Regions from separate parts of the Homo sapiens genome. Here region 1 is linked to region 2. Evidence: chromatin loops called from intact Hi-C (ENCODE). Cell type or tissue: endothelial cell of umbilical vein. All regions are shown on one strand.

Region 1 (8,000 bases), 52 kb before region 2:
GAATTTTCTGTCCTGATCTTTGTAATAGATCTGAAATATGACGGAAAACTCCTAAATTATGCTATTTTTATTCTTGGCCTTTCCTCTTCCATCCCAAGAGATAAAGACTTAAGGCATGTTAGAATTTCTTCTTCCAAAGACCACCTTCTAGACATCAGTGTAAGGGAATTTTTGTCTGCTCATTATTGTATGTCCAGCCTATTTAAAAACAAATACCACATCCTATTGTTGACTTACATTTTTCATCTAGAGTTGTTTCTTTCTCAACTAGAAAACCACTTCCCTAAGGGGATTAACTACACCATTCACTTTTTTCAGTGCACAGCTCCCAGGTTATAATGAAAACAGAGTAAAACATGTATTCTAACACCATTTCAGTTCTCAAAACAAATTCCAGAAGTTGAAATTGGAATTGACAAGGAAGCATATTTGTTGTTCTTTTTGTCTATCCTTTAAGAGAACACTTCATTACTTAGTACTACAGGCAAAACATCATTTTCAATTGTTTTCAATATCATACCAGTCTAGTACAATCATAAATCAAATGTCTATTTCTTCACAAAATAAAATATTGGTGGAATATTTTTCTCTCTCTGTTTTTTATCTTCTATAGATTATAAGGAATATTGTACCTCTTATTCCAGTGTGACATAAAATAGAATATAAACAGCTGTGTATTAATATTCCCGAGTTCCATAAATGTTTTTGGAATCCTGCCCCTGCGTTAATCCCATCCAAGGTCTTCCTAATTTGCCACCAGTTACCTCTAAGTTGCAGGAAATCTATCCCAGATCCCAGGTGTAATATCAACAGATGTCAATTGATGTGTTGCAAGGATTTGGAAGAGTATTTAAGAAAATAAATAGGTATGACTGTGATAGGGTCAAGCCATCCCCTCTCACCTTAGACCCCGTACCAGATCCCATTCCACTCTCCTCTAGCAGTACACCCCCAAGAGCATCACTAAGGATGTGGGGGCCAAGAGTTGGTTGAGGAGGGAGAGGGTATGTGGTTGGTTGGCAGGCAGATGAGCTAAGGACTGTATGTCTATAGGTAACAGAAGGGCTTCTTTCTATATGGTGCCTGCCAGACCCATCTTCCTGGCATTGGGCCACATTCCTCCATTCCCACACCTTCCTATGCATTATTTCAAACTACACTTCAAAGTTGTGTAAGCTTTTTCTGACCCTTTTACCATCTCCTTTATGTTTAATGCCTTTAAACTGTCAGTACACCCAGTGTTTTCCTTCCACCTCCGCTTCTTGCCCTACATGGTCTGACTATATGGTCCTGTCAGGCACTCTAACTTGGTCTTAGATTGTGGCCATTCCTGAGCCAACTGATGGAGTCTAAAATCTTCCTTCTGGAGAATCTGTCTTCTTTTACTTCCAGCTATGTTCTTGCTAGAACCACAAACTAACAGCTATGATGGTTTTTTATTCAAACTTCAAAGGATAAAATAAATGAGGTATTTACTGATCGCTAAGAAGCCCTTAAAGAAAACTCTCCACTGTCAGTCAGTTTCAGCCATCCCAGAGTGAGATCTTTTGAGAATGAGAAGAAAAATGTTCATAGTACTGCCAAATTTGCCTACGATATCACCTGGGATTTTATAAACTGTTAAAAGTTCATTCAAATATGGGATGATTAAAATATATTCTCAGGCATTCAAGGCCTTGGAATATTTGCTAAATAAAAACCTGTCTTAAAAACTTTCTTGGGTCAAGGACTTAAATAAAAAGAGAAAGACATACAGGAGGATGCTACAGGAAATATGGGAAGAAAGGGTAATAAAGCAATCTGATTAAGTGTGTTGCTGCCGTAAAAATAAAACAGAACAAACCATGAATTACTATGAAAAAGAGAGAAACTATAACCATAATATGTCAGAAATAAACACCTAGAATTGAACACTATCTATGTGATGGGAGGCAATGGAAGGGACCAAATGGACTTGTCTTACTAGAAGAAGATACAGATATCAATACAAGGATATAAATACGAATACAGACCTTAAGTTAAGGACCATCAACAGCAAAACAAGGTTAAATACATTTTAAACCAGTAAATTAAAACTACACCTTTCCAATAAAAAACTGAAAAGCAGAAATAACAGATAAGTTATGAAAAATGTGATAATATGGTAGAATTAAGGTTATGTAGCGAGATAATCTCAGGTATTAAGAGAAATGTCTCAAGATAAAAAAATCAAGATCAGAAAATATCTGGACAACAAGAGACATACACACAAATAAAAGTCATACAAATTTGAAAACCAAAGTAGGAAAAAGATTTGTCTCTCCAATATGAACCAAACTAAAAATAGTAATTTTATTATCTTAAAAATGGAATTCAAGAAGAAATGCTATAAGGGACAGAAAAAAAGATATTATATACTGGTAATAAAATCAATGAACCAGAAAATATGACTATCATAAACATATATTCCTAAAAATAGAGCCTCAAAGTATTAAGATTTTCCAGTGTTGGACTTCTAATGCTTTGAAAGCAAGTCGTGGTCTTACACTTCATTTGAATGCCTTCATAAAGCTAAGAAAGTGTTTGATGTCTAATGGTGGCTAAATAAATATTTTTATAAAACCTGAGGAAGGGCCCACCCTCACAGTCATATTCTTGTTCCCCAAAAGAGATTTCCATTTGATTCACAGAACTTATGGAACATATGGCTTATATGAAGGCGAATGAGTATCATTATTTGATGGCTGTAAGTTAAATGTCTGAGTTGTGCTTTCATTAGTCACACATTGGTAAACTTCAACAAATTTAGCAATCTGAAAAAATTTTATGCTCATATTTTGGTGAAAGGAGTAAAACAGTGGTCACATTAAGCAAGATAAAGCAACATAGAAAAATTTTGCCCTGAAGTTTCAAAATAGGAGACTCCTTGGCTGTGCAAATATTACATAATTAAAATAGATTTTGTTGCATGGGATAAGTAAAAGGATCACAAAATACATTACGGCAATGAGACAACTAGGTTGAACTATATGAAACTGATAAAATTGATATTTGTGTAGGTAAAAAGCTATTGAATAATGGCAGTTTCATGTGGTGCAACCTAAAGAAACTTTTTTAAAAAAACAATAGCTTTTCAAGAAGGTTAGACAAGCAATTATGTTCAAAGGTAGACAAAATATATATTTTAAAAACTCAATTTGCAAAGATAAAATGCTTCTATCCTGGTTTTCATTACATTTCAGGGTTAATAATGCATGGCTCATAGCTGCCTCCTTCTACTGCGCATTCACTCAGCTAAGACTATTGTCCTAACCCTGAGTTACTCGACTCTCTCTCATCCTAGTGCCCACAGCCAATGGCTGACTGGTAAAGGGCATAAAAGGGTAGCTCCTTTGCATCAGGTGTGGATAACTCTGCAATTTATTCTCTAGAGCCTTCTCCCTATGAATTAAGTCAAGGCTGGCCTTGAACTGAAGTCACATTTGCTCAGCTCTTTGCCCCTCTCAATTTGAATTCACTCCCTTCTTTACAGGAAGCTTTTCTGAAGAACCCTCCCTCAATAAATCACCAATATCTGAACCGCTGTCTCAGGATCTGCTTTTAAGGAACCTGATTTAACATATCACACGAAGGAGAAGGGACAGGTGGCTGATGTGTGTGGTGAAATAGAGAGTTCATTATCCCTTAGTGTCTCCATCAGAACAAGGTGCAAATGGATGGCAGTTTATTTTCTCTCTGTCCATAAAATACAAGCATAGTCAGTAAATTCCAAAGGCCAGCATGTTATTTTACAAGAGCTTTAAAAATCATGTTTCTCAAAGTATAAAACTGTTATCCTGCCTACCTGCAGCCATACATCTCTTTCCAATTACCAAATTCCTAATTTCTTGAATGATTTTATTTAAAAATGTTACAATGAAAAATTCCAGCTAGATACTATATGTCCAATGGCAGACAACACATGAGCTTGGGGCAGGTGTTCTTGCTACTAAGATTAAGCCAAAAAGAGAAATAAGAAAAAGAAATTGATTGTTCTCAGTTTCCTGGAAAAAATTTAAAAGCCAACTGTTTTATGATTAATTAAGTACACTTTAAGACTGGTAATTAGATAAACAGAAGCATGCCCAGTTTCAAATTCCAGCCTGTCATTAAGGCATGTATTCTGTTGAAATGCTCTTTTTGCCCTCTAGTGGAGAACCTAGCTAAAAATGATTGATAATTCATTTTGCAAAACCACTTCTCTTAAAATATCTGCTCATTGACATTCATTTTTTAATGTTAAAAGTCAAATTAATTTGCATTTAGTCATTTTGAACAGAAGCTTCTTTGTGAATGAATTAAACACATTCATTCGTTTTGAAAACAATTTGGCATCGTCAAATAGTGTACATGTTTTGACTTCCTGAAAAATCTTAAAACATTTTTAAAAACCCATTTTATATTTGATAAAGTCTTTTTTCCAATTCCAACAATCTCAAATATTTTATATTTTAATCATCTCGATAGCTATCTAATCTCCATTATCTTTAAAAACTTGTCAGAAAAGTTTTAGAATTGAGAGTAAAGCTGTTTATTTCTATGATGATTGAAAATAAATTACCTGGTTTATTCACACGGATTTCTAATCATACATAAAGTTAGAACATAAACATTATTAATGAAGAGGTTTGAGGGATGTTTTTGCCTCCAAAATTCAAGATGACTTTTTTCAATAAATGTGGCTACCTCAGTACAATTTTGTCAGAGTACTAGATGTTTAGTGGTTCTGTTAGCCACTAACCTTTGCAAAGTGGAAAGTTCTGCCAAAAGAATGTTGGTGCCTGGAGATGAAATGTGAAAAGTATTGTGGAATTCATAAGCCCAGGCTCTGCCAGTAACTCATGCCATGGCCTTGGGTATGTCACTTTGCATCTTTGGGCTTCAGTTTTCTTATCTGTAGACTGAAGGAAGTCAGATGGCCTCAGCAATTAGTTCTAGACCTGATTTACATATATGGTGCTGGGTTTGACCAAACGGAAGCCTGTGCGTGATTCCCGGGTGGTGGTGATGGTGAAAGTGGTAATGCCACTTTATTGATAGACGTTAGGGAGATATCTCAAAGAAAATTAATCAAGCATCAGCTTTTAAGCTGTTCTGCAAAATTTTGTACAAATTATATATACTTTCTGAGCCTCAGTTTCTTCATATGTAAAAGAAAAAATAAACCCTACTTTATGATTGTTTTAAAATCTAAATAAAATGCTGCATGTGAAGTAAGTGGAATGTTGTCTACTTTTTCTAAATATGTTCCTTATAAAATTTCAGTGACTTCTCAACTCACTCCCTGCTTTTTCCCCCCAGTTCAGATAACTCATTATGTTCAGGAAGGTGGAAGCTATCTAGTAATCTTAATTGATGCTAACTTCACATTATAGTTTCTGATTCCAGTTGCTTCTTCAATGCTCTGGCCTGCTTTCGTTTTCTCAAGTTTGCTCTGTTCCTTTTCTGTATGTCTATGCTTGCTGCCCCCTCTAGCTGGAATGCCCAGTCCACTCCCAGCCTTCACTTCTTTTCAGGCCTCAGATTCAACACCATTTTCTCATTAAGTCTTTCCTGATTCATCAGACTGGATCAGGACCTCTGGTATATATACTCATACCTGCCCAAATGTCTTTTGCATGGCAGTTGTGACAGTTATCACTAAGTATTGAATTTTTTTCTTCTTTAATTTCTGTTTTCCCTATGTAGAAAATAAGGACTTGGAAAAGGCCCCCATGTCTCTGTCTGCTGGCTTTCCAGTGCATGGCCAGCACAAACACAGTGCTTTGCACCTAACAGATATTCAATACATCTTTAGGAAATGAATAAATGTGTTTTGTCAACTTCCAGACTCCTGAGTTCCTAGACTTTATGTTGGAACAAAAAGGTTGCAAAGTCTATGCTTTTTGTTTTTAGTAAGAAATTAGTCAAGGTTTTGGTAACCTTGAACCAAATCACTTAATGTTCATTTTTCTAATTTTGAAGCTATGTACAATTGTAGACTGCTTATCTCAAAGAGCTGTTCCTTTATTCTTAACATATACTCATAAAAGATTTTTCACATCTTTAGATTTAAATATTTACAGCATATATTAGAAAAATAAATTGTTATTTCAAAGCCCTCTCAGCCTTTGAAGCAGTAGGGGAAGGTTAGAATTACTTCTGATTTTCCTTTCTCCAGATAAGTCATAATCTCTATTAACTCTTGTTGATTGATCTTTGTTAAAATATCAGAAGAAACCTCTGGCAAAAAATATTTCAGAGGAGCTACCAAAAAAAATCAACCCATGCTTGAATATATGACTATAATATTAATATTTTAGTTTTTATTGGATTTCTGCAGATTTACAAGGTCAATTCTCTGAGTAGCAATGCAATGATAATACCAATTTACATGCTCTCAATAACGTTACCAATATAAACGTTACACACGTACTAAATTTGAAAATAAATAAGTAGAAGAAGAAATGAACAAGGAAAGTCAACCTTCAATGTTTACAGGGTGAAATATCCAAGGAGTTTAAGAAAAGAATGCTCATGGCCTAAGAAGCAGGCTAAAGCCAGCTTGTGAAGGGGCCTCTCCCACCTACCCACTCTGGACATGAAAGTTTCTTTCCTTTCTCTGTCCTCCTATGTCATTCACACAACATCAGACCGCCATGAAAACTCACCAGAGGTTCCAGACTAGGTATGCCAACCCCTAATCCTCTATGATGGGGAAACAAAAGGAGTTAGCTCTCTATTGCTATTGTTTTTCATTTCTCCTATTTCCTATATGTGTATTTCTCATTCAGAATACATTTTGCTAGGTAGGCTCCCTCACTATTCTAATAGATGATTCTCCCTTGCCTTATTATAAGTGGAGTGATTCTTTACATAGAGAAGACAGAAATAACGCAAATAATTGAACTGAAAATACATCTATTTGCTCACTCTCATCCCCCTTTTTCATTTCAGACAAGTTATATTCCTTCTTTATTCTTAATCTACAATCTCAAGAGCAGCTGCTTAGAAAAAAGGCTAAGAAAAAAGATCAGTAAATATTGTGTTGACATATCATAAAGGTAAAATGTATTATAAGTAAATGCTTCATCTTTTTTAGCAAAAACATAGTTCTAATATAAATAATTGCTATAATTTAAAATATCTTTATGAAAAGGGCACTTTAATTTTTTAAAAAAGGAAATCATAAGAAAGTACATGTTGGTGGCTATGGTATTTTTTCAATGAGAAAGGACTTTTAATAGCTGAAGTAGCATACCAGAAAAAGTTATACACCTTCTGATTCAGTAAGTCTATGAATACTGAATGTGTAAACACTCAGGCCCAATTGTAAACATTACAAGCACATGGGGACAATTTTGATTAACAGCTAAACCCAATATTTCATAACTTATTCTAATAAAAAAATCCTAAGCTAATATACTAGATAGGTTACAGTATATACTATATTATAGTATATATACATACACTCTCTCCATATATATTTAATTTAACAGTTGTGTTTCCTTTTACTTACTAGGAGTTATATGAGGAAAAAATAATTATAATCTAGTACTTATAAACATGCCAATATAATTTTTCTTTTAAAGTTTTTCATAAGAAAGTTCATTTTCTTGCTGAATCATTAGAGAATTTAAAAGGCAAAAAAAAAGAAACGTCTGTTATTACAGGGGAAGCATAGTGTTTTCTATGAGGTAAAAACTTTGAGGTCGCCCGGTTCTTGGGATTTCTAAATTTTTTAAGTTGTAAGTAGGCTTAGGAATCTGCTTTTTTCTTTTGATTTTTTTTTATTTTTTGAGACGGAGTCTCACTCTGTCGCCAGGCTGGAGTGCAGTGGCGCGATTTGGGCTCACTGCAACCTCCACCTCCTGGGTTCAAGCGATTCTCCCGCCTCAGCCTCTCGAGTAGCTGGGACTACAGGTGCGTGCCACCACGCCCAGCTCATTTTTTCTATTTTTAGTAGAGATGGGGTTTCACCATGTTGGCCAGGATGGTCTGGA
Region 2 (8,000 bases):
TCTGAAAGCTCTCTAATGCCTCACCTTTTTACTGAGAGTAAAGTTCAAAGCCCTGGTAGTGCCTACAAAGCAATGCCTACAAGGGTGCTGTATGACCTGATCTTTCATATCCCTAACCAGCCTCTCTTTTTCCAATCTTATTTCCTAGTACTCTCCCTTCCACCCCTTCACTGTTTCTACTCTAGCTTACACATTATATGATACTGCCTCCTCTAGGAGTTTGTATTTGCTCTTCCCTTGTCTGGAACTCCCTTATTCCTTCTTTTTCAGTTTTTCAAATGTCCGTTTAAACATCACCTTATCAGACAGATCTTTTTAATGAGCCATATAAAATAGCAATCTCCACCTCTCTTACCTGCTTTATTTTCTCCACAGCAGTTACCACTACCTGACATCTGTTTGTGTTTATTGTCTTTCTTTCTCAACTAGAATGTAAGTTCTGTGAAACCAGAGATCTTCGGTTTATTCACTCTTGTATCTCCAACATCTAGAATGGTGCCTGTACCTGGTTGGTGCTCAATAAATACTTGCAGAATGAATAAGTTAATTGACAGACAGAAGCTCAGTGTGCTGACTATAATTCAATATGGAGTCTATAAGAGGTACTGATTCAATGCAAAGACATGGAATCAACCCAAGTGCCCATCAATGATAGACCAGATAAAGAAAATGTGGTACATATACACCATGGAATACTATGAAGCCATAAAAAGGAATGAGATCATGTCATTTGCAGGGACATGAATGGAGCTGGAAGCCATTATCCTCATCAAACTAATGCAGGAACAGAAAACCCAACACTGCATGTTCTCACTATAAGTGGGGGCCGAACAAAGAGAACTCATGAACACATGTTAGGGAACAACACACAGAGGCCTGTTGTGGGCGAGGAGGGAAAGCATTAGGAAAATATGCTAATTCATGCTGGGCTTAATACAGAAGTGATGGTTTGATAGGTGCAGCAAATCACCATGGCACATTTTTACCTATGTAACAAACCTGCACGTCATGCACATGTACCCTGGAACTTAAAATAACTTCTTTTTTTTAAAAAAAGGTGCTGATTGACTCCTTGAGGTCTTCCATTATTTTTCTTGAATTGGCTTTTTGATCACAATATAATTCACAAAGAGGGAACTTTGAGGGATAGAAGAGCCATATGGCATTTTTCCAATAGAGGATGAGAAGAAGGAAAGTGGGTTGGTGAGTTTCACCCTCAGAAGAAAGAGTAGAAAGCCAAAGTTCTCATCTTCAGAAAGTCAAGGAAAGAGGCCACTTCTTTAGGGACTTTACACGATTTTAATCTTCTTCATTTAAAATAAATTGTTGTTTTTCTCCCTCTGTTCATGGTGATATGCAATAAAACTCTTAATACCAAAACACAATGATGTCATCTTTTTTAGAGAATTCAAGAGTGGAGAGTGGGGAGGAGAAGAGGATATTATATCTGATGCTAACATTAGTCTTGGGGACAGAAAAAAATCCAAGGGAGTGAATATATGGGCTCCCCGAAGCCCAGTGGCAGGTTTTAATGGGCTATAAGACACTCGTCTAAGCCTGCTATTGATTTGTGTTTATAATCTATCAGGTATACACTCATACTTGAACATTGTCACTTTGGGCACTATGTAAATAGATACTATTTCCATCCTTTGGAACTTATAATTCTATGACAGCAAGTTGGTACAGCCTCTGAGCTAGAGACCAAAGTTGGAGATTAACTACCAGCGCTGACCTAGAGAATCCATGACCAATATTTTTAAATAATGGGTTTTTACAGCAAAATCTTTCTTAAACTAGTAACTTCAACTAACACTAATGGACTGATGTTTTTTAATTGCCTTTGACTATAGTAATAAGCTCTCGGGTGGTGTGATAAAGCAAAAAAGAAATAAAGGACAGGGTGCCAGCTTTCAAGAGTTTATTTTAATCTTTCTGGAGAGATAAGATGTGTAACAAAACTGCAAGAAAGTGACAAAACAACATATAGCAAATTCTGTGAGTCTGGCTGGAAATTCTACTAATTTTATGGGCTCAAAGAGTTTGTGAAAGTGCCATGGTTGTTTTTGACCCATTTGCTGCAGTTTTGTCTTCATTCTCCAGTGCTTTTTTCTTTGCCTTTAGAATTTCCATGGCAAAAAAGTTTGTGCAAACTCAATATATTCTACCAGGCAAAATTGTGGGCAAAAGCAATATTCTCTAGATTATTTACCTGATTTACTCATTCAGATAATACAGATTTATAGACCCTAATTCTTGTTTTAAACAAACATTATTATATACTTGAAGCAAATACTCAAGCTATGTTTTCCCCTCAAACAAATATCTTAAATCTCAAAACACTATGGCATAGGGTAAAGCTCCCAATATTGGAAAAAACAAAAGAGATTTTTATACCACTTATTACCACGCAACTATTGACATGGCATTCTAGATATTTAAACTTCAGTTTTTTCATCAGAATAATGGAAATAACAATTCCTGCCATACTAACTCCAAGGTGATTCGAGAACCTAATGAGATAATATGCATGACAAAACTTGATAAAGAAAAAACAGCATAAAATAAATTTGAAAGTAAAACAGAATATATACTTTGCAATTATAAATATGGCATGTTGATTCTAAATGATCTAGACCATTCACAAAAGTACCTACTTGATGTGTTTTTCCAAAAAAAAGTTTTATAATGATTACAATAGTTGTATAAAAATAAAGGCACATAAGACCTCAATAATTATTGGCAGTATCTCATGGCTCAAGAACCATTTCATGAAATATACACAATACAGATTGGCCAGATTGAAATATTTCAATGGTTAAATAAAAGATGATAGCATGACTCAAACCTGAGGAGGCGTACCTGATAAATGCTGTGGCACTTAAGTACGTTATGTCAAGGAAAAACTGGTCAAGGAGAAACTGCCTTTGAGCTTGAAGGAGACATCGGTTCTACATAAAAGCTTTCAGGGCTGCATTTTCTGAACAACAGAGGCCTTAAAAGGGCCCTCAGAAAGATGAGTCATGCACCCACCGCTAAAGCTGGATGCATCAGCTGGCATTCAGAACTAGGAACAAAGTATTTGCAAGTTTAAGCACTCTTCTTAATAGTGTTCCAGTAAATAGCATCTTGCTTTTACCTGTATATAGCCATGTGACTTATTTTTAAAATCTATTGTTTTGTGCTCTTTAGATTAAGTATTCCATCCTGGACAACAGTGAACATTTTGTAACGGCATGAAATTTCAAAAGCAAAAGGCAAATGTCATCTAAACCAGGCTCCCCTACTGCCAAAGAAGACCAGGGTTTAGCTACCTTGGGGTGCCTAACTTGTGTGTTATCTTATGCAGGGAAAAAGACCCCGCTGGCCTTTGTTAATATCTTTGTGATGATTCAGCTCAACAGCTAGGAAAGCTTTGTGAAGGTTTAACGCAGACCCTAGATCTTTCCTTTCCTCTTGCTCCTTTTAATATGCTACAGGAAGCACTATTCACAGCTGTGAAAACTTCAGTACTCTAACTGACCCTACCCAGTCTCCTCTTAGGTAAGTACTCACATTTTCCAGGCAGTGCAAAAACACGAGGCAGAGTCAGACACAGGAGGTACCCAGTGAAAGTAATGCTTCCAGTGAGGCCCTGTTTCCAAACTCCTTAATTACTCTTTTCTTATTTTCCTTGAATTATCTAAAATCAATATTAATGATTCATTTTCCAAAACTACATAAAGCAAGGATGAACACTAATGCTGGTGATCCTAGATAATCTATTTAACTACATAAGCATTTCTTTCTTTTTCTGTAAAAATGGCTGCTCATAATATCTCTTCATCATTCACAGATTTTATGTGCAAAAATAACCTCTCCCTATCCATAGGAGTATACTGACAACTCCACATTTTATGATATGTGAGCCTCACAATAATCCCTTCAGGCTGACAGAGTCGTTATTCCAATCTCCAGTGAATAGGTGGGAATTTCCAATATTTTCATCTCTAATTTCCTTTCCAGTTCTGATCGACTGCAGTGCAGTTTAATAGTAGAAGAGAAGCTAAGATTGGTGAACTAGCTTCACATGAACCTCCAAAACAGTCTCCCAAGCTCCTCTAAATCATTTGGCTTCCAGAGTAAACAACGGAAATATTTTAAGAGTAAGGGTCATGGCTCTATTTCTTCTTTCCTTTTCAATTCTGAATTGGCACACTTGCAATAAAAGCAAGCAAACAGATCAGCCAAGTTAAAAATTTGAAAGCATGAAAAAATGATGTATCGTTAAAAAGTTAAATCTCAAAAGCAATTTGAGAATTGCATTAAGCTTGTGGTACCATAGCACTTTGTCATATATTTTCTGTTCAAAACATTTACTACATTTACCTCCTAAAATAGGAGTCAAATAATTTTAACTATTTAGTTTGTTTTACACAAAACAAATATTTGTTTATATAATTCAACTATAAAGTATCATACATTTCCAATAACTTTGTTTTTATGCGTTATACATCCATACATATTTACTCATATAAACAAAGATGTGTATATATAAACAATCAGAATTACCTCATATGTCATCTATATGTGTATGCATATTATAAACACATACATATATAAAAATATAAATATATATATCAAAGTTTTGTTTATCAAAGACATTCTTATTTACTCATATTATTCAGAACTTAAAGAGTTCGTGATGGCAAATATTGAAAATTCATTCATAAAAATGAAAAAATTATAACTTTATAAATAGTGTTACTTAAGTGTAAAAATATTCTAATTCCTTAGTGAAGTACATGTCCTATAATATGTCTTACATACAATCATTTTCCACTATTTATTTCACTCTCGGGTAGTATTAATATAAACACAGGGCTAACGACATGAAATAGAAACCAAAATTATTGAATAAAATAAACATATCAGTAGAAGAGATTTTTTTTTAATGTGATATGCTTACTTGATAATAATCCCTTCACAAACCTACCTGTATCTCAAGGGCATTTTGAGATTAAAACTTAATTTAAAACTTGGTTAAGAAATGCCTTGAACTCCTTAGAGAAAAGGACTTAAGTAAATGCAGAGAAATTATTATAAAAGTCATTCAAAGCAATGCTTTGTAGTTTTGCCACTAGAGAACACAAACAACAGGATTATTTTATTGGGCAAAAAGTAAGTTTTTTTTATTACATTCACAAAGAGTTGTTTTACTATATCTTATTTTATAAAATCATTATATATATATATACACATATATATATTTGCCACTTTGAAATAATTTCTTAAAGGATTAAACCAAGAACTTACATGTATGTAAAATACACACCTACACATGTATATATAGTCCAACACCTAAAATCTATATTTTATATACTATACTGAGTGAAACTATATATGAGAATGTTTAAAACATTCATTTCCATATATTACTCTAAATAAACAAATATATCATTTTAAATACTAAAATAATTGTAGTAATATTTCCATATCTAAAGTGGGAAGTCATTCAACCTCATTATGTTATTGCAGTGCTTGTTTCCATGGCAACTCCTTCAACTTCACTGTGTTAGTAACCATAGATTCACAGCCCTGGAAGGGCTTGGAAAGTACGCAATAGAATGCTCTCACTTTCAATTAAGAAATTGAAATCCAGACTCCCGGACTTTTGACTTACCCACTGTCAGACCACTAGTTAATGTCAGAGCAGGAAGTATAAGGTGGGTCTTCTGATACTCATCCCAGATTCTTTCAACTATACTATATTGCCCCCCCACACACACACTGTTCTAAACCAATTGACACTAATGCACACACATATTCAAACACATGCCATATACACACTATATGTATAAACACCAGTATACCCAAGTGGATTGATTGAATCAAGCTATTTTAAAAGTCAAACAACACTTTTTATGATTTCTCAGTATTACAAATAAATATATTGTAATTATTTTTATTGGGATAATAATGACAAGATGATTTGTTGGCTGTGGCTATAGGATACCAAAACAATTTCTTTAAAAGGGGATTATCAGTTAATGTTTCAAACTGTTTTACTAGAAATTTCCATCATTTTAGTGAAGATATCTATTATTCAGGAATTTACAATTTTAGACAATAAATAGCCAAAGATATTAAGAAAATCTTTGGCCGGGCGCGATGGCTCACACCTGTAATCCCAGCACTTTGGGAGGTCGAGGCGGGTGGATCACGAGGTCAGGAGATCGAGACCATCCTGGCTTAAATGGTGAAACCCCATCTCTACTAAAAATACAAAAAATTAGCCGGGCTCGGTGGCGGGCGCCTGTAGTCCCAGCTACTCGGGAGGCTGAGGCAGGAGAATGGCGTGAACCCGGGAGGCGGAGCTTGCAGTGAGCCGAGATCGCACCACTGCACTCTAGCCTCGCCGACAGAGCGAGACTCCGTCTCAAAAAAAAAAAAAAAAAGAAAATCTTTGACCAGTAATATCTCGGAAACTTATTTCATGACTTCAATTTGGTAACCACTGTAAGCATAAGAAATACAAAACTCTATAAGATAAAATAATTCTCTCATTTAATCAAATTTTATCTTCAAATAACAGATTTTAGAGTCTGGATCTGTGCTGCCCAATGTAGTCCCCACTGTTGAGCTCTTGTGACTAGGCAGAATTGAGATTTGCTGTAAATGTAAAATATGCAATAGTTCAAAGACTTTTCCCAAAAAAAGTAATGTAAAAATATCTCAATTTTTATACTGCTTATCCATTGAAATGATAATATTTATATAACATTAAATAAAATATTTTATGAAAATTAACATTACCTGTTCCATTTTACTTTTTTAATATGGGTACTAGAAGTTTTAAAATTACATATGTGGCTTACATTTGTCATTCACGTTGTGTTTGTATTGCTCAGCACTGATCTAGACCATTTGCATGCTAATTCTCCTGTGTGACATATCTATTTCTTATTTCCTCAAATCCAAAAACTATCCTACTCAATCATGACCTTCTCCTTAAACTCTTTTTAGATCTCTTCCTTTAAAGAGTGTGCTCTCTTCTCTAAATTCTAATGGCATCTTTCATCTGACCTCACAATCTCTTCTAATGCCTCTACTTGGATGTAAGTTACTAGCAAGTAAGGTCTATGTATAGTTTTACGTATGTTTGTCACCTGCAAAACAACCACCATGGAGCTTTTGGAAAATATCAGTAAAATGTTATTAGACAAGTAAGTGAATAAAAATATATATAGTAAATGTATTCTTTTTTTCACTTTTACTCAGGTAAAGCTCTCTTGAGAGATCAGAATTTGCAGTAGATCTGTGACTTAGAAGATACATACCAGCTGACTCTCAGATACTGTAGAAGATGGTGAGGAGAGATTTGCCTGCAAAACATAAACATGGCATTTATTAGTGAAACTCATAATTTATTAAAATATGTATGTGTTTAAGTATTTTGAAGTTTGTTTATTATTATATGTCCATGATAGGATTTTGAAAAGTATAAAGAAAAGGAAAAATATCCTTATGCCACCAAAGAAATGATTTTTAATATTTTTGGTACATAGCCATAAATATTTTTCCTATGTATTTTTATTCAGCCTACATAATAGTGAATATGATGTTTATATGCTGCTTTTCTTTCTCATTTTCTTAACATAAGCATTATATCATGACATCAAAACTTCTTCAAGGTTACCTAACATTTCATTCTTTGTATTCTTCACATTTTAATCAAACATACCAGCATCGTTGCTATTTCTATTTATTTAAAGCAAATTGAAACAAATAACAGATATTTCTTTAAAGTATTGTTATATAAAAAGAAAAGCATAACAAAGTTTTTATGATTTGAGAATAAAAATGACTTGGTTTTTAGAATTGTTTAAATTAAAGAGCAGATTAATATTGTTTGTCATTGGCTCCTATATTTCAACCCTTTCATCTGGATTTAGTTTCTTTCATTTTTAAAAATGTTATTGTCGTAAGAACATTTAACATGAAATCTGTAATTTGAACAT

What was found. Hi-C counts contacts between places; a loop is a spot of excess contacts. Peaks named below come from ENCODE experiments on the same cell type or tissue, not always from the same donor. Only the 100,000 strongest peaks of a DNase experiment are listed, where the experiment ranks them.
Region 1: a loop joins it to region 2, with 2.7 times the contacts of the local background. A loop is called at or near these places in 2 of 110 quality-filtered maps.

The regions. Positions count from the first base shown.
Region 1 is chr6:54,240,771-54,248,770 of GRCh38, reverse strand. All of the region lies in intron 12 of MLIP (muscular LMNA interacting protein), which reads right to left. Among named protein-coding and RNA genes, the nearest start is that of TINAG, 64 kb to the left of the region's middle. In endothelial cell of umbilical vein, a CTCF peak has its summit at 4,171 (motif pointing left); a DNase peak (open chromatin) is centred at 4,060.
Region 2 is chr6:54,189,234-54,197,233 of GRCh38, reverse strand. MLIP (muscular LMNA interacting protein) reads right to left here. Exons shown (of 14, transcript NM_001281747.2): 10 at 7,320-7,364. LOC124901335 (a long non-coding RNA gene) reads left to right here and starts at 5,622. Exons shown (of 2, transcript XR_007059622.1): 1 at 5,622-5,705; 2 at 7,261-7,433. In endothelial cell of umbilical vein, no CTCF peak of the experiment used is centred here; DNase peaks (open chromatin) are centred at 3,483, 4,113 and 5,553; H3K27ac peaks cover 1,735 bases.